Regions from separate parts of the Homo sapiens genome. Here region 1 is linked to region 2. Evidence: chromatin contacts called from ENCODE Hi-C or POLR2A ChIA-PET data. All regions are on one chromosome and are shown on one strand. Each heading gives the region's core, a stretch centred on a gene start or an enhancer-like site at or near the end of the contact. The rest is flanking DNA. Distances are from core to core; before and after follow the strand shown.

Region 1 (5,840 bases), core at 822-3,321, 90 kb before region 2:
AATATTGAATAAAAACATGGTTTATCTTGGTTACTGAGTTTCTTAGCATCCCAGTACATTTTGCTCCTAAAGTAAAGGCCTTCTTTGCCTCACCCTAATTCCGGCCCAGAAACCAAACCAAACTTTACTGTCTAGGCATGAGGACAATCAGCTGACACTGATACACTGGGTGTGTCTGAGTTGTGGCCCCCTATTCTTTTGAATTTGGGGTGTAGGTGGTTTGGCCTTGCCACTCATTTGCTGTGCCACTCCAGGCAAACACCTTTTCTTCATCAAAGTTCAGTGTCTCATCTGTAAAACACTAAGTTTGGACAGTTATCTTTTTTGACAATGGGAAGAACGTCTTCTTTCAAGAAATATTTATAGAGAACCTACTAGAGGCAAGCATTGCTACAGGCTCTAGGGCAACTGAGACCAAGAAGACAATGTCCTTTCTGTTGTGCAACTTGAGTTTGGGTGAGGACAAATAAATAAGCAAACAAGATCACTTCAATGGATGCTACACATTATATTAGTGTGTGCGAGATCATATTAGTACGAGAGATGTTACAGCGGGGGCGAGGAAAGTTCTCTCAGGGAAGGTGGTATTTGAGTAGAAACATCAATGATAAGCCGGCATGTGGCCTGAACCTCTCAGACTTACTACGTTTGACAGCTAATCTTTATTTTTATTTATTTTATAAAAACAGGGTCTTGCTCTAACACCCAGGCTGGAGTGCAGTGGGGCCATCATAGCTTACTGTAACTTCAAAGTCCTGAGCTTCAGCGATCCTCCTGCCTCAGCTTACCAAGCAGCTAGGACTACAAGTGCACACCACCATGACTGGCTAATTTTTTACTTTTTATAGAGATGGGTCTAGTCAGATTGCCCAAGCTGGTCTGGAGCTCCTGGCCTCAAGAGATTGTCCTGCCTCCCCCTCTGAAAGTGTTGGGATTACAGGCGTGAGCCATGCCAGGCCATGACAGCTAATCTTTAATGAGCCTGAGTTTGTGCCTGTTATAATAACTAAACATGCCCCAACTCAGCTCTCTCAACAATGGTGTGAGATAAGGACTCTTGTTACATCATTTAAAAAAATTATTATCGATAAGGAGACAGAGGCACAAAGAGGTTAATTTGGGGAGATCACCAACTAGGAAGTGATGGAAAAGGTAATGGGAAAAAAGGCACTAAAGGCGCAATGGCTTCAAAGCTTGAATGCAATGAATCAACACTTACTTAATGAGCATCTACTATATTCCAGGCATTGTACAATTACATAGGGGCATAATTCCTCCTCCTCCTCCACTTTCTCTTCCTCTCCCAACACCTAATGAACACTAGATTCTAGGCATGGTACAAACTTTTAAAATAATCCATTTTCGGGGGTGAGAGCGCCGTTCTATAGCTTGATTGTGGTGGTGGTTACAGGTCTGTACGAATTTGTCAAAACTGGCAGAACTGTGCACTAAGAAAGGGTGAATTTACTGTATGTGGATTATACCTTAAACAAACTCAACCCTCATCCTTCCATCTCCACTCCCCTACCCCAGCTACAGCGGCAGGGGGGTGTGAAACGGTCCCTGCCCCTAGGCTGGGGACAAGGGTGAGGGACGAGCCTTCAGGGGCGGGACCAGGTAAGCGCCGGGAGTTGTGCCCAGTGGGCCTAGAAGCCAGGGAAAGGGAGAAAGTGGCCCCAGCCGGGTGCGGGGGAGGGATGGGAAGAGCCGGTGGACCGCGGGGCGAACCCGGGAGGGCGGGGGGATGCCGGGAGAGAGGGAGGGACCTGCGGGCGTGGAGGGAGAGGCAGAGGGAAGGGAGGAGGGGTAGGCGTGCGCTCCGGAGCGAGCCGGGGACTGCAAGGCGGAGACAGCCAGGCCAGCGGCCGCCGAGGGTGCCCGCCCAGGCTACCCGCCCTCCCGGCCGCGGCGCGGACGGACCGACGGACGGCGCTGCGAGCAGGAGGCGTCCGGCCATGTTCAGCCGGAGCTCCCGGAAAAGACTCTCCAGCCGCTCGGTGAGTGTCCCCCGCTCGAGCGGGGCCGATCGCCGGGCACCTCCAGCCGGCCGCGAGCGCCCGCGCGCAGCCCCACTGCGCCCCGCGGCTGCGCACCTGTGGCCCCAGGTAAGCCGGCCCCGCGGGCGGGGCGCGTCCAGGGCGCGAGAGAGCGCTCCAAGGCGCGGGAGGGGTTAAGTTCCGACCCCCCGGCTGGGCGACAGTGAGACCCGAACCGTGGCCCTCAGGGTCACAGTCTGGGGGATCCCTGGAAAGCCCCCTCCCTCCGGGCAAATCGGAATCCCAGCACCAAAGCTCCAGCGTCCAGCCACTTGGAGCTCTAGCGGGGACTTTAGGGCCGTCTTTTGGGGTGTCCTCTGCTGCCCCCTTTCCGGGAGCACCAGCCCGGTCTAGGGCGGGCGCCCGATGCTCGCTTCTTGCGGACTCCAGGGAACTGAAGGGTCTTGCTTTTGTTTCTTAGAAACCCGTGACCAAGGTGTCTGGGGGAGACAAAGCCCCAGCCGTGGTCATTTCGTGGTGGTGTAGTGCCCATGCCGGAGGCAACCTGCCTGGGTCCGCGCACCCTTCCCCAAGCAGGCGGGAGACCACCCCTGGGGCACTGGCAGTGCCCCGCCCCGTGTCCCCCATACAGAAGAGGAGCAGTTGGCTCAAATCACAGGAGGTGGGGTGGGAGGGGCAGGCCATCCTGCCAGGGACACGAGTGGGGCTGTGGAGGGAGACCCCGTGGTGGAGACATGCGTGTGTTGTCTTTTTGTTTTGAAGTTGACCGGACTGGGGCGGATAGAGCGAGGCCAGCCATGTAACGCCTGTGGTGACCAGTGCCCTGGGTTCGCCTTGCATAAATGGAGGTAGGAAGCCGTAAATGCACAACACTACAGCAAGATAAAATATGCAATATGTAATATACATACATATATATATCTATAGATATATATATATTCCCCTCCGCCTTAAATCTCACTTGTAAGTCACATGGAAAGAATGCAAAGGCTGTTTCTTTAAGAGCGGAGCTACATCTGCTACAAATATTGGAGGTGGAAGTGGTGGCCAGACACTGGGAGATGCAGGAGAGCCGGGCTCAAGGCTGCGTTTCACTGATGTGAGAACTGTGGATCCCTAGCACGGGCACTATGTGTCTAGGTAACTCACTCCAAAACAATTCACCCTGGGCAAGGCAGTGTTGCCAAGTGCCACAGTGCTGTATGTGTAGGATTCCCTGGACTAGCTGGTGTTTTCCAGTTGTGTTTTTAATTCAGCGCCTGTAACTCTGGGTCCCAACCGCAAATCCATTGCTGCCCGCCTGGGCCGTGTCAACCCTCTGCGGCGGCCAGATGTTTCTTATTAAATGTGCCTTGAGTGTTGACTTCCAGGCAGCCCCAGCTTGGATTGGAATGATTACGTTTGGGAGACAAGGGAGCTGGTTGCCCTCCCAATGCATCTGGCTGCTGGGGCTCTGGTTGGGAAAAGTTGGGGTGCAGGCTTACAAGCTGTCAGTTTGCTGGTTTCAAGCAAAAGGTGAATCCTCCCTGGCGTCTTCATAAAAAGGAAAAACTGGTGACAGGAGAAAATTGTGCAATATCATAACACATTCTCTCTTGGATTAGCGCATCTTTCCCCCTTTCTCCACCACTCAAGCTGCTTATGAAGAGGGCTTTTTCTGGATGCTAGGCAGAAAAGCCTGCTTTGATTCCACACCCCGCCCCCCGCCCCCCACCCCCACCGCATTAGTGCATCTCTACTTTTCCCCATTTGTAATGTGTGCTGGGCACCCAGTTATAAGAAAACTCCCAACCAGCTCCTTCAGAAATTAAATGCTTTTGTTCCTGCTTCAGATGGGTCTGGCAGCCTCTTTGCCTTTGTTTCAGGGCACTGAGCGCAACCCTTATGGCTCCCGAGCATTTAATAACTTCTGTGTCAGAGTCAAGGCGGGCGACCTTATAAATATGTAATTGGCAGACATAGACATTCATCAGTGGTACCGATGTGGTAGCCCAAATAGGTGTGCTGTAGCCCAGCCCCTTGTTTGTCCCAAATATGAACCTGGGTGAAAAAATGAGAATAGGTGTAGAAGCCTTATTTTGTAAACCAAATCCAGCATGACAAAACTACTGAGTGCTTCCTTTCTGATGCATCTTGTGCTCTAGTGGGGGTGGGAGAGGCAGAGTAATGAACAGCAGAGTAAGTGATTTCCAACTTTCCTTTCCTCCCCTACTCTGCAGCCCTTGGGTCAACTTCTGAACAGGGGCTTTGTGGGGCAGTGGCGCAGGGTGGGTGTGTAGCCTGACTTCTCTCCTTCACTGTGTGATCCCTGATCACCTGTCTGTCACTACTCTCCCTAGTTCCCAGTTTCCCTACTGTTAAGTGGGCATAATAATGGCATTTAATGCAGAGCATGATTGTAGAGATTAAATGAGATCTTGAAAAACACATGCTTTGTCCAGTCCCAGGCATATCATAAATATTTGCTAATTTTGTTAATGATTTTTAGCATCCCCTCAACCACTGCTCAGGAGGGGACATAACTAGTGTATCTGGGGATCCTAGGGGTCCAGGGCCACTCTAGACCTTCATGATCACAGCCTTTTGAAGAATTTTAAGCTGTTTTAATCTAGCTGATTTTGCAAAGGGAAAACAAGTGTTTTATTTTCAGCCCATTATGGAACTATTCTTTTGGAAAGAGACCATTTCAACAGGCTTTACAGATTTTCATACTGAAGCAATTGCCCTACCCCAGCAGAAAGACCACTTTGGCTCCATGAATAGGGTTTTTATGGCACTTCCAGCCATTGCTGGGAAGGCAGCAGCTGCTTGCTCTTATCCCCTCCTTTTCCCCATGGGCATACTTTTGGGTGACCTTTCGGAGAAGAGAGACAACTATTTCTGGGTTACACAGCACGGTCTTCTTTTTGGCAGTTTGAAACCCACTTTACACCCCTCTCACTGGGGCAAGCATGAGCCCCTGGGAGAGAGAGTTGGGCCTGGGTAGGAAGAAAAGGCAGGCCTGACACAGAGGCCAAATGCTGCCTTTCGTCTGACCCAGGGAGAACGGAACTGTTCTCACCCCAAATACCAAGGAACCCTAAGATGATCACTTGTTGCCCTTGTTCACCACATCATCCCCTTCACTGGCCTCTCTGGTCCCCTTCCAGTACTTTGTCCACACAGCAGGCATCTCTTAAAAACAGGATAGAATTGTGTTACTGCCTCCCGGCATGACGGCACTAAAGTTCTAGGGAGGAAGTACGTTGTAAACAAACTTTGCTTCTCTCTGACGTGGTGGGGCTTTGAAGTCCAGACAGAGCAGGGCTGGCATTTGCAATGGCTTTAGCAAGCTGTGTGACCTTGAGCAAATGACTTAGGTTTCCTGAGTTCCGTCTTCCTCACCTGTCAAATTGTCAGCTCTCTAATGAACAAATATTTGAGGGCTTGCTCTGCGCCAGGTGCTCTGGTGACACAGCAAAGAACAAAACAATATTCCTGCCCTTATTCCACTAATCACATTTTAGATAAAGTAGTCAGGAAAGGATTCTCTGAGAAGGTGACATCTGAGCAGAGACCTAAATGAAGCAAGGGAAGAGTATTGTGCTCGTTCGCACCTGGTGCAGGTACCAGCAACATCAACATCTCGTGGGAGATTGTTAGAAATGCAAAGTCTCTGGCCCTGCCCCAGACCTCCTCAATCCAAACCTGAGCTTGAACGAGATCCCTGGCTGCTGCTGTTACGCATTAAAGATTGAGAAGCACTGAGTTAAAACACCCAGCACTGTGTATGGCAAATTACTTTTCCTACGTCGAGTCTTCCTCTGTGTCAGGAAAGATGCCCATGGTCCTGTTGAAGTCTTG
Region 2 (6,446 bases), core at 2,684-5,183:
AATAATTTAGCGATTAACAATGATGTTTACAAAGAGTTTTATGAAATGGGGAAAGCTTATGATATATTGATAAATGAAAATTGTATATTTGTTCCTATTATTTTAAAAACATTTAAAAAATACAGGAAGAAAATATGCCAAAATTCTAATGATGGTTGTGTCTGGGTGGTGGAAACTCTCCCCACCCCCACCTTTTTTTAAAATTTCTTGCATACTTAGTTTGTTTAACTCTGCTCTATTCAGCAGTTTTTCAAAAATTAATATTGATTAAATGCCAATGATGTATCAGCATTGATTTATTGTAGCTCTATTTGTGTTAGAAGTATTTTAGTTTTTATATGTTCATTGATTGATTACAGCACTGAGAGTTGCTTTCTCATGACTGCTCAGTGGAGTGTCTTTCAGCTGATGAGGACTAACGTGTCCTTGTTTTGAATGAAACTCTGGGTTTCTCTATCGACTTAGCTGGTAGCAACCATCCCCAGCAGCCTGGACAAAAGTGCACCAGCAGGAGATCCACCTGCATGGGTCCCTGTAGGTGGCCTCACTGTCAGGGTGGGGCTCGGGGATCTGATGGCTGCAGGGCTTCAATGACACAATTGCAATGTGAAAGTTTAAGAGGTTTTATTACTTACAGACCCTGGTGGCACACAGCAAGCCTGGAGGCCGCCACACACAGGGAGTTCAGGGAGCCCAGGCAGGGAGACAGAAGACAATGTGGCAACCATCTATACATATTTGGGAATAGATGTGGGTCACTTTAAGTTCACAGGCACATGCCTAAATGGTTCATGTAAGGGAAATTGCAGGGAAAGCTGGAAGCCCAGTCTGCTAGGTGGGCTAAGTTCTTATCTCTGCTAAGTTCTTACCTCTGGCTCCTGGCTTGAGCCATTTGGGTGTGGTATAGAACTGGAAACTGTCAAAAGTGACACTGAGCTCTGTCTCTGGCATGAGAGAGTTAAACTTATATTTAGAATGGATGCCAAGGCAACATAAAATTATAAGCATTCAGCACAGCCCTTCTATGCTTTCCACAGTACGAATATGCTGTCAGTCTGTGACTTCTCCATCCTTCTCCCCTGCCATTACTGCATGGTCTCATGACACTATGGCCCTGTGATATCAGGAAAGGGCCGCAAAAAATGGTGCTAAAGGTGCCGTGAAGATGCCAAGGAAATCTATAAACAATAGATGTAAAAAATGCAAAATTCACAGGAAACTGCTCTTTAGGAAGTGGCCAGGAAAACAGCATGAAAATCAACTGGTGATAGGGCTGTGGTGATAGGGCTGTGGTGCAAGTCACCTAGCATCCTGCGGGCACCACAAACATCACAGCTGGAAGAATTAACTAACCATTGTGTAGAAAAGTAAGTGGAGGGTATGAGAAAATATAGCTAGAGAAATGACATGGCTTTGAGGGCTTAGAATACACAGAGGAGGGTTGCCAGCGTGCTGATGCAGAACTTTATCTCCATAAGTCCTGGGCTATAAGGATCCCGTATAAGTGGCTTAGTTAGCCCTTCTATTTCTAGGAATTCATTTTCCAAACATGGTGAGTATACACACACACACACACACACACACACACACACACACACCCCAAATTTGCTAAAACTGGCTATGCACATGAGTTTTATATTGGGGAGTGAGGTCACATATTTTTAAAACAAGGGAAGAACAGAGGAAGGAAGGATGGAAAAGAAGGAGAGAGAGAGGGCAGGAGACAAGGAGAAAGAGAGAAAGAAGGGGTTGGGGGGAAAGAGAGAGGAAGAGAGGGAAGAAAATGGACAGACAAAAACAAGAAAGTGCTTTTCCAGTGAACTGTCAATGTCACACCCTGGTTTCAGGTGGTTGTTTTGGATCTGCTGGACAAGTATGGTTTGGAAACTGAAAGTTAGGTGAGTTCATGATTTTGTAGATTGTAGATGTCACCTGGCTGGGACCTGGGGAAATCACTGTCACATGAAAAGAGCTTGTTTCTGTAAATGTGCATTTGGGATGTGGGCCTTGTTCTAACCTTGGGTGACCCTCAGCTGCTTTGGCCTCAGTTTTCTCATCTATAATGTAAAGGGTTTGGAAAGTGATCTTCAAGCTTCTTCCAGTGATTTTGTGGCCCAATATGAGTTATCTGGAGATCTTCTCAACTTTGCAAGAGAAGGAAACAAGCCTTATTCTGCCAGTAGCCCTGGAGTTAACATGTTTCTTCTGGTATAAGTAAGACTTCCATGAACTGTGGTTGGGTGCCTGAATAAGCAGAGTCACCTCAAGATGATCTTTTTTTAGATATTTGCAAGAGGTTTTAATAGCTCCACAAATAGTTGGAGGTCAAAATAAGGATATTTACAACATGGACTATGGTAAATTAAATGTCATGCCTTGTCAACATTCATCCTCTCAGAGGTCCTGTGAGGTAGGTATATCATTATACCCATATTATGGAGCTCTAAAGAGGTGAAGAAGTCTTGGAAAGTCACATCACTAGTAAGTGTTAGAGCCAAGAGTAGAGTCCAGCTCTAGTGTACTCTAAGATCTGTGTATTGAATCGTCATCTGTATTCTTTCTCTCTACTGTTTTCCTACCAGAATCAATGGAATTCACAAAATACCTAAGCCTTGGTTAACTCAAACAATGGTACCAAAATGGCGGTTACAGACAACAATACTCCTGCAAATGTGTTTGTTTGACCCATAGAAATTTTCTTAAAGAATGGAGTCAGTTGCTAATGTTTAGAAATTGGCAGTTTCACATTGGGACCACAGCACTGCAAGGCTGGTTGGAGCTCAGTAGCTGTTGCCCCCTTCAGGAACATTTGCCTCTGACTTGCCTCCCTTATTAATGTTAGTTCTCAGTTTGAAAGAAAAATTCAACCTTTTGGATAGTGAGAAAAATGGTACAGTCAGTTCCTGAATGATTACAATGCAACCACAGTGACAATAGAATTGAAGGTGCTACACATGTAAATAACTCCTCCTTTCCCCTATTCCCCCTTTAAAAGTAACTGAATACCATGTCTGAAAATAAAAAATGTGCAAAACTTTATCAGGTACACACTGTGCAAAAGTATTCTCATATTTGCAAAAGGCTTTACCAGAATATCCTTAAAATGATGAGCTCATTTAAGTTATTATTCTTTTATAAAAACTTTGAATTTAGTGCAATTTCTTAGAACCTCTGATATGCAGACTGTGGTCCCCCTGTATTTAAATAGTTTCTATTTCTCAAGGGACCATGACTAGTATGGCAATGCTGGGGAGGGTGTAGTGGTAGCAGTGTATGTAGGTGTTAGAATTGCTTAATATTTTTAGGGCCTGAGAAGCCTCAGTTCAAACCCTGGCTCTTACATGTACTAGCTGTGCATTTTTGGGATACCTGCACAACTTCTCTGGGCCTCAGTTTTTTGTTTTGCTTTTGTTTTTGGTAAAATGGAGTTGTGTGAGTAGGAAAGTATATTTGAGTAGAAAAGTACATATATACATATATGTACTCATTAATATATGTGTTTATATAATGATTATCTGTGTTACTTTAACATGCTGCCTGGCACGTTGAAATAACACACCTTATTATAGCTATTGTTTTTCTCTTTATGGGATTCCCCAAGAAACCCTTTTTGAAATTTCTCTCAATCCTGACCTGACCACCTCCTAATATTTCTTGAAAATCTTTTGAACATTTGAGAAAATAGTGCTCTACGGTAGGTGACTTTTCCCTTCTATTGAAAGTAAGAGCAGGAGTAACTGCCTGTGCTTAGAAAGAAGGAATTACTTGTGAGCAATATCATAGTGATGGCATTTGGAAATAAGGCCAGTGACCCCAGTGAACTGGCTTCGGGCTGAAATCCTGTGCAGAGCCTGGGATAGCAGTAGGCCCAGTTCAGCTCTGGCTGCTCTGAGTGAGAGCCCCTCCCCTCCACCTTCAAAAGGGTTCACTTCCTTCTAAGTCATCATCCTGTTAACTCTGTACATCCCACTTCTGTGCAGGAGATTGGTGTCCAGTGTTGTTACTTGGAAGTAGGAGGTTAAACAGTGGAACCCCGTTCTGTCCCTTCTCTTGTGACTTTCATATCTTTTACTCTGCAATCCTTTGAGTGTTCTCTGTCACTCTTACTATTTCCTTCCTCTTTGTGCCCTGGGCTGCTGGAAAGAAGGCACTCAGCAAGAGAAAGTAGCAGAACGAATTCTCTTTTTGTGCGTCACGATAAGGTCTTGAGGACCTTATTTCTTACCCCACTGTGCCACACACTGGTTATCTTTTTCCAATATCCTTTCTTCCTATCTTGTTTTATGCTGAAATTTAGGAGGGCACAGGATAAAGACTGCATTTCCCAGCCTCCCTTGTAACTAGGCAGGCTTCGTCCGTCAGTTCTCAAGGGTGGATAACTGAAGTTACTGGCTCCTGCACTCAGAAGGAGAAGCAAGTCCCCCCCGCCTCCTTTCTCTCCCTTTTCCCAGCAGCTGGAATGTGGCTATGGTGCTAGGGAGCCACCATTGACCTGTCGATGATGGTAACACTGTACTGGTGTGGTGCACTCGGGATGAAGGAGGCTGGGTTCCTGAAACTGTGCAATTTCCAAATCAGCCCTGGTCTGCATATACTCAGCTGGTACACAGGAAAGAAATTAGCTTTCTCTTCCTTAAGCCACTGTTACTTTTGTCTTTGTGATGACTAAAGATCTTGAAACTTAGACACACACAAAGGTAATGCCAACCCTTTGTGATTAAGGGTTTTATTTGGATCTATAACTCATGTGGCCAGACGTTGCTGCTGATATATCATGGGAGCTTTTGGCCATGTGTGGCTTGATTCCTAAGGCACTGTAAAAAGACAGAATTTGGAATTAGAGAAAATTGGATTCAAGTTTTGGCTCTGCTACTTATGAGCTGTGTGACCTTGAGCAAATTAATGAACATTTCCGAGCCTCAGTTTTCCCATCAGTAAAATGGAATAGTAATGCCTAACTCACAGAGTTGTGAGCATTTTTGTAAAGCACTTAGCCAGTTGCCTAGCATATGTGAATTATCAATAAATGGTTAGATACATGTATCTGATGGGGCTATCCTTAGCGAAGAACGCAGAGGTGGTCTCTGCACGACTGAACAAAAATTTCAGATGGCTGTAGGGTTTTGAGTGTTGGTTGTAATAATGAGTCATCAGGCATTCTTTGATTCTTTGATTGTTGTGATAGACAGAGGCATGAAGCACCCAGCCACAGGTCTGGAGGAACTCTGCAAACGGCTGTCTGTGTTCTTCTTTCTTCTTTCAGCCCATCTTTGCTTCGTGTGGTCAGCACCCCAAAGTCATTCATTAAATTATGAATTCCTTTACATATTCCTCTGGTCATGCCAAAGCTCTTCTGTTGTGCTAGAAGCTAGGGCAGTACTTTTTTAAAAAAACGGAATAACCCCAAACATATTTGAATTCTATCTTATGGATTTCGTTTTATAAAATTATGATTTTCCAAGTCTTATTTATTTGGGTCAGGTAAATATGTTTACTTTCAGAAAGGAGCCTATCTCTCTGACACATCCTTCAATGTGTTATAGGCATATGTCTAGGCATAGCTTAGATAATCTTTCACGTTTGACTTATTGGGATTATAGTTCCATTATTTTCATCAGTATGGAGGTAGTAATAAATACCTATTCATAGGTGACTCTCAGATTATACATCTGTGCCGTGTTTGTAGAAAGCAGGAGAGGCTAGGGATTTGAATATAAATTCTGTAGTTAGGCTATCTGAGGTCACATCTCAGCTCTATACTTAATAGCTTTGTGACAACAGCAAGTTTCTTAACCCTCTGAGTCTCAGTTTCTACATCTGTAAAATGAGGAAAATAATTTAAGTCTCCCTTGAGATTGTTATAAGGATTGTTATAAGGATAAAATAAGTTAGTGTTGTAGCCTCTTACTTTGCAAATATATGCCAACCCCAATTGTAACAAAATGGTATTTGTGTATTAAACATAGAAAAAGTACAGTAAAAACATGGTATTATGATCTCATGAGACCACTACTGAACATGTGAACTGTCATCCGAAATGGCGTTTATGCAGCTCATGACTGTAGTTTGCAACAGATGTTGTACAGCTTGCAAAGCCTAAAACATTTTCTTCCTGGCCCCTTACCAGAAAGGGCTGATTCTGGTTGTTGGTAAATTAAAGGTAGAGTTTGACATGGGAACGTGAGTCTAGTCTTAACTCTGCCACCAAACTCGCTTATTTCCTCAGCCTGTTTACTTTACACTTGGTTTCAGTTTTCTAATCTGTATATGTCATAGGATTACTTTAAGAACCTAAAGAAACTATGGCAAGGCACTGAAAAGAATCTGAGTTTATGATACGTTGCTAAGCGGGGGAAACCTAGCCTATACAACAGTAGGTGCCATTTGAAACCATTCTTTGTTTTAACATGTTTCTGGAAAAATTAATAGAAAAATATATCAACTAA

Evidence for each region. Hi-C counts contacts between places; a loop is a spot of excess contacts on that map. ChIA-PET counts read pairs that join two places held with the same protein, here RNA polymerase II (POLR2A). Pooled maps may share reads with other maps.
Region 1: a map of chondrocyte shows a loop between it and region 2 (2.0-fold over the local background). The contact joins the promoter of PRICKLE2-DT here to the enhancer-like site in region 2. A Hi-C loop is called at or near these places in 1 of 168 maps with a recorded cell type or tissue (chondrocyte), 1 of 37 single-sample maps with no recorded cell type and 1 of 50 pooled maps. POLR2A ChIA-PET finds 5 or more read pairs at or near these places in 1 of 52 experiments (AG04450).

What each region holds. Positions count from the first base shown.
Region 1 is chr3:64,441,488-64,447,327 of GRCh38, reverse strand. It overlaps PRICKLE2-DT (PRICKLE2 divergent transcript), which reads right to left and starts at 2,071. Exons shown (of 4, transcript NR_183714.1): 1 at 1,921-2,071.
Region 2 is chr3:64,353,143-64,359,588 of GRCh38, reverse strand. No RefSeq gene overlaps it. Among named protein-coding and RNA genes, the nearest start is that of PRICKLE2-DT, 89 kb to the left of the region's middle. Within about 2 kb of position 3,933, at least 7 of the 41 ENCODE cell types and tissues checked have a DNase peak (open chromatin) inside an H3K27ac peak, as active enhancers do.